Linked DNA regions of Homo sapiens: region 2 is linked to region 1. The links are chromatin contacts, found by Hi-C in ENCODE. All regions are on one chromosome and are shown on one strand. Each heading gives the region's core, a stretch centred on a gene start or an enhancer-like site at or near the end of the contact. The rest is flanking DNA. Distances are from core to core; before and after follow the strand shown. Region 1 holds the start of ADGRL2 (adhesion G protein-coupled receptor L2). Region 2 holds the start of GNG5 (G protein subunit gamma 5).

Region 1 (2,886 bases), core at 35-2,534:
GATTCCTGAAGTATGATGCTTGCAACATTCCTGCAGCACCAAAAAGTACCTATTGTTTCTGAAAGCAAAGCAGCTTAAGTTTTATCCTACTTTCTAGGTTTTAAATATTGGAGAATCATTTTTTTCTTGAAAAAAAGGTAAATATGCTTATTTAATTGATGGCTGCATTCATTAGTAGAATCAGTGGTTTACAAATACATCTGAAAACATAGCTGCTTCCAGCTCAGAAATTTTGCAATAAAAAAAAAATCCATGTTTGAATTTTGTGGCATGCACAGGACACTTAACTGGCTTTTAAACGTTTTTCCAGCGTGATTCGCCCTGTCCTGCTCTGTTCCTTTCAGCTTAGGTCCATCGTAGGCTCTGCCTGGCTGTTTGCTGACATTGCCAACCGAGAGGGGCAAGGAAGTGTGTTCAGAGGACAAGAGCAAAGGCAGTTTCAATGTAAGGAAATGAGGGAAACAGACCTAACAGCTCTGTGACTATACTTGAGAGTAAAGAGCCTTGTAGTCTCCTTTCCTTCCTTTGCTTATCCTGGTGAGTTTAATCAAAAACAAACAAAACGCTCTTGTGAAATATAGTCAATAAAGTCAAAGTTTAGCTGGCTCTACGTAACTACAAAGAAAAAAATCATCGCAATTTAAAAAAATGTAACTTTCATTAACGAGCGCGCCGGAAATCTCAGGTATCAAAGACGCATTAACCCTGGAGCGTCCCCCGCGCGCCGCAGCCGGACGGAGGCAGCCGCGGCGAACAGACGTTCTTTCTCCTCCATGCAGTTACACAAAAGGAGGGCTACGGAAACTAAAAGTTTCGGGGCCTCTGGCTCGGTGCGTGGAGAAAAGAGAAAACCTGGAGACGGGGTGGGTGAAAGACGCATCCCGGGCGCCTCTCCGAAGTCCAGGCCGGGAGCAAGCTCCTGGGCCTAGAGGGGAGGGGGCCCCGAGCCGCTGGTCATCCCCCTGCGCTCAGCCTCGGAGCGCCGCGCTTCGCGGCGCTCTCCCAAATACTCTTCACCCACTCCAGAAATAAAATAAATGTTTTTAAAGTGCATGTGTGTGGACAGGATGGAGAGCGCGCGCCGGCGGAGCGCGCGGAGGACCCAGCGCGCAGTGAGTGGAGTTTGGGGGTGGGCTAGGGGTTAGCGGTTGAATGGGTGTGTTAATGGGGGGAGCTGGAGGCAGAGCTCGGGGACCTGGGGGTAGGGGGAGCGCGAACCGACTGGGAGGGGAGAGAAGGGGAGGGGCGCGAGCTGGCGCAGGCCGCCTCCGGGGCGCGTTCCACGGCCGTGCGCGCGCGTCCCTCGCCGCCACCGCCGCCCGGACAGCCCTGCGGCCGCCCCGCCGGCGGAGCCGGGGCCGGCCTGGTCCTCGGGCGGCTGCTTGGCCACCGCCACCGCCGTCCGAAGGGCTCGAGCCCGTAAGTATCCCCTTTCGCTCCTCCTCCCCGCCGCTTGGGCGCACAGCCGCAGCAGCTGCTCAAATGGAGTGGAAAACGGCCATTGGGCGACAATGAGTTATAGATTATCTGCTCCACGTTTTGTACTTAGCTGCCTGTAATCTTCTTTTGAGTTTGCCCGAGCCCCTTGCTGGAAAACTCAGGAGGGAGAGATTTGTCCTTTGACGCTGTACACGCTAGTATGTTTATATGATTAGCCCAACTGGCGGGGAGGGCGGATTTGGGGGAAGGAGGAGGAGGAGGCTGGAGGTGACTCCAGTTCAGACCTCGCGGAGAGTCTGTGTCAGGACTTCGCATTCCCCCGTCTCTCTCTCTCTCCCTCTCGCTCCCTCTCACTCTCTCTCCGCTCACACACACGCAGAGGTGCTGGGGCGAAATCGGGAGCTTACCAGAGAATTCCTTGGGATTGTTGGGGGGCATCTCCCCTCCGCTGCTGTGTGTGGCGTGGCTCTTCCCGGCTACTCCTTGCTTCCCCGAGCCCGAGTCTGCGCCGCCAGCCTTCCTTGGGGCAGCGGCCACCGCTCAGCCCCGGCCGGGAGATCCGAAATGTGAGGAGGGGTCGCCGCCGCCTCCCGCCCCAGGCCGCAGGGTCGGCGCGAGGGATGCTATTCCGGCCGGGCGCTCGGGGGGCTGAGGGGCTTCGCCTGACAAACTGAGTTGGCCTCGCGCCCCCGGCGCCCTCCCGCCCGTCGCTTCGAAGGGACTCCCAAGTCTGCGCACCTCTGTCAGGCTTTTGCTTCCACCACCCCTTTCGCTCTGATTCCCGATTTTTTTTTCCTAAGGGAGCGTGCGGTCTGGGGGTGTGTGCGTGTGTGTGAAAGACCTCTCTCGAAGAGCGGCGTGTGGGAAACTGCGGGAAAATGTTGACTTAACCCCAGGAGCCGCCCGGCGCTGGCTGCTCGGCTGGAGGCGGCGGCGGCCGAGCAGGAGGACGCGCCGAGCTGCGGCGCCGTGTCCGGCCGGGGAGCTGCGGCGCTGCCTCCCGCGCGGACTCGGCGGCCGAGGACCCGCTCGCGGCCGGCCTCGGCCCTCTCCGGCCGGGGTAGCCGCTGCCCTCCGCGCCTGTCCCCGCGCGGCCCCCACGCCAGACGGCCCTCCCTCGGGGCGCGCTCGCAGACGGAGGTAAGAGCCGCAGGAGCGAACAATGTGCCTCTGTGCCCAGCTTCGGAGACCTGTTTGCTTTGCGCCTCCAGTCCGGGGGTGGATGCTGGAGGCGCAGGGAGCCGCGGGTTAATGGGGCTCGGCTGTTGCTGTTCGGCTGGCCCAGGGGGAGACCCGCGCTCGCTCGGGCTGCTCGCTCCCTCCCCCCAATCTCCTCTTGGAAATCGATCCGCAGAACTCTCAGTCCGGTCCAGCCGGCTTCTCCTTTTCTCGTGGAGCCATTGTAACGCTCTCCAGGCATCAGTCTAGTTGCCGGGGGCGCTGGCA
Region 2 (2,867 bases), core at 136-2,635, 2.7 Mb after region 1:
TTGAATGTCAAGTTATTCTATCAACACAGACAAAAGGCTTTTTCTCCCAAAGTACCCCAAGACAAGGCCAATACTAACCAGACGCCAAAATAAGACCAATAATTACCCACAATAATCATTTTCTCCGGCATGCGGACCAGTCGATATCCCCAAGGTCAAATATGAGCAAACTGTGCCATAGGTATGAAATGCACGCTTTGTTCGAGGTTGTACGGGGCACTGACCGGAACTTTACACTCCAGGATCGTTTCGAAAAATGCTTATTCAATCCACAGTTTAAGTTATGCAATAATTCGCTTAAAAGTATGTGTTCAACGGACAAGAGAAGTTGAAGGTAAGAATTTAATACTAAAGGAAGTAGGTTTGGGAAAGATCAAATGGGAGAAAAGTCTGCTCTGAATCAAAAGTCGGAAAATACCCTGTCCGATGAGAAACAGGAGGCTGGCAAAGTGGGAAAGGAAGGGTGCGGACAGCGCGCGGAGGCGCAGCTGTTGGTGAGACCAGCCGAGAAGGCTGCCAAGGGAGGTAGAGACGGAGGAGGACCGGAATGTCGGCCACGGTTCAACCCAGGGGCCAGCCCGCCTCGGAAAGTCCTGGGGCGGAAGGGCGAACTAATCGTCCCCCTAAAACACAGCGTAGACCCACGCGGCGCCTGCTCTAAAGCTGGCCGCTCCCCGATCGCCGCCGCTGAGCGCGCGTCCTCTCCAGGGGAAGCGAGGGCCGGCGCGTGTCCCGCCCGCCCCCGCCAGCTGGGCCGCCGGATCCCACCCGCCGCCGCCGCCTTCCTCCCGCCTCGGCCGCCCGCCCCCGCTCACTTTTACGCGGTTGAGTCCGGCCTCCAGCCGGAGCTGTTGAACCACTTTCTTCATAGCGGCGACGCTGGAGGAGCCAGACATGGTGCACGCGACGGCCGGGCCGATTCGTGGGTCGGTGGGTCGTGGGCCGTGGGTCGGCGGGGCCAGACAACTCAGCGGCGCGCGGCGGGGGCGGGGCTCCGAACTTTGTCTCTAAGTTTCCGGTTCTGTGCTCAGCGGCTCCACCCTCGGTGCGCATGCGCGCCTTGCCAGCCCTCTGTTCCAGCTCCACACCCGGCCCCGAGCGCGAGCCTGGAGGAGGGGGAGGAGAAGGGGCGGAGCAGTCGGTGGGCGCGGCGGCTGCTGGAGGCTAGCGCGACCCGACTCTTAAGTTTTCTTTTCCTCTCCAGAGGGGCCGATTAGGGAGAGGTAAGGAGAGAGCTTACCGTTAGCCGCGAAGAACTAAGAGGGGGTCTGAAGAGGACCAGGGAGGGAAGGCAGAGCTTGTGGGAGTTTCTAAAAGGCCCGGCGGCGGGTGACCAGGAGGTCTCAGTTTTCCTCCCAGTTTGTGGGAAGGGTTGAGGGAAGTGAGGGGAGATACTGGGTGAGGCGTAGGAGCTACTGTGCACCCGGCGTGAGTCACCCGCACACCCCCGCCCCGTACAGGCGTGTCTCTCTGTGACCCGAGTTTGGCCAACAGGCATTTTCAGTTCCACCCCCAACCCCCAGCCCCGCTGACCCGAGGCGGAGAGCAGGCGCGGAGGTCGCTGTCGCGTACCCAGCGGAGCCGGGCGGGCGGGGAGCAGGGGCGCTGATTCGCTGGAGAAGGGATCTTCTCGAGGTTTGACTTTACTGGCTTCTTAGCTCTTGAATCGGTTTTTCTGAAGGAGATTGTGAAGAAGCCAAGGTGCTGGCTGAAGATTACACCTGTCTGCTCGGTTACCCATTTACTCTGGAGAATTAATGCTTATTGTACTTTTTAAAATAAAACTTATTTTTGTGTTTCCGGAAAGTTTGCTCTTTAGTATTTCCGTTGTAATTTATTACCTCCTGCTTGAAATTGAGTACCAAAGGAGTTTTTAGGAGAGAGGGTAGGGTCTAACCAAACAAAATAGGCTCAGCCAGTAGGTCTTTCTTTCATCCACGGAAATATGTGTGTTATGTCACAGCACTAAGGGCAGATGTTTCCTATTTCTTTTCGGGTAGTCAATCTCCGAATGCGCTGATGTTTTCCATTAATGTTAATAATTTTATCATTAATGGATTTCAAATTTTTTATTAGGGAAGCATGTGTAATTGCACTGGTCAACAAAATCTAATTTATTTACTCAACAGTTTATATCAGTTCGCAAAAATGTACATCGTAAGTTTAGCATTTTACTTAATTCATACGGATGTAATGATTGGGGTTAAAACCAGGGTTTGAATTCTGGCTCTGCTACTTACGGTATTCTTGGGCAAGCCACTTAAGTTACTGAGGCTTTATTTCCTTATTTCAAAGTAAATTATACAGCTTCGTAGAGTTGTTTTTCGGAATGAAATGACATTATATGTAAAAAGAATGTGAAAGCTATCTCAATAAATATTGTCTTTTCCCAAAAGGTATTGTAATTATTTCACCTTTGGTGCTTTGTTGACTGTATAATGCTAAAACGTCATTCATACTTTACAGATTTGTAAGATTAAACACAAGTATCTATTCAAAGAATGATCTGTTTTACAGTAGTTGTAAAATATATCACTGAACTCTTAGAACCGTGGTATGTTAATGCTGGAAGAGATTTTAGGGAATATATGGTCCAATAATTACTTCTGTGAGGGAGACTGTTGAGGAATAAGCAGTGTTTTAGGCCGAAACAGTTTCAGAAAAAAAAAAAATTGTTGCTTTTTTATTAACTGCTGCATTGGGAAACCACAGACTGGAGTGCTGTCTCAAACACCAGGTGTTATTTTTTTGTAGCGTGTGTTTAAAGATTCTATTTAGGATACAAAAGAAAAATAAAACATTGAGGCCTGGTATGGTGGCTCACGCCTGTAATCCCAGCACTTTAGCAGGCTGAGGCGAGCAGATCA

The links. Hi-C counts contacts between places; a loop is a spot of excess contacts on that map. Pooled maps may share reads with other maps.
Region 2: a map of ascending aorta shows a loop between it and region 1 (8-fold over the local background). The contact joins the promoter of GNG5 here to the promoter of ADGRL2 in region 1. A Hi-C loop is called at or near these places in 2 of 168 maps with a recorded cell type or tissue (ascending aorta and heart left ventricle) and 8 of 50 pooled maps.

What each region holds. Positions count from the first base shown.
Region 1 is chr1:81,799,650-81,802,535 of GRCh38, forward strand. It overlaps ADGRL2 (adhesion G protein-coupled receptor L2), which reads left to right and starts at 1,285. Exons shown (of 24, transcript NM_001366006.2): 1 at 1,285-1,419.
Region 2 is chr1:84,505,196-84,508,062 of GRCh38, forward strand. It overlaps GNG5 (G protein subunit gamma 5), which reads right to left and starts at 1,386. Exons shown (of 4, transcript NM_005274.3): 1 at 1,241-1,386; 2 at 816-1,106. The coding sequence starts at 896. It overlaps SPATA1 (spermatogenesis associated 1), which reads left to right and starts at 1,191. Exons shown (of 14, transcript NM_001397487.1): 1 at 1,191-1,223. RefSeq lists silencers at 652-781, 1,032-1,111.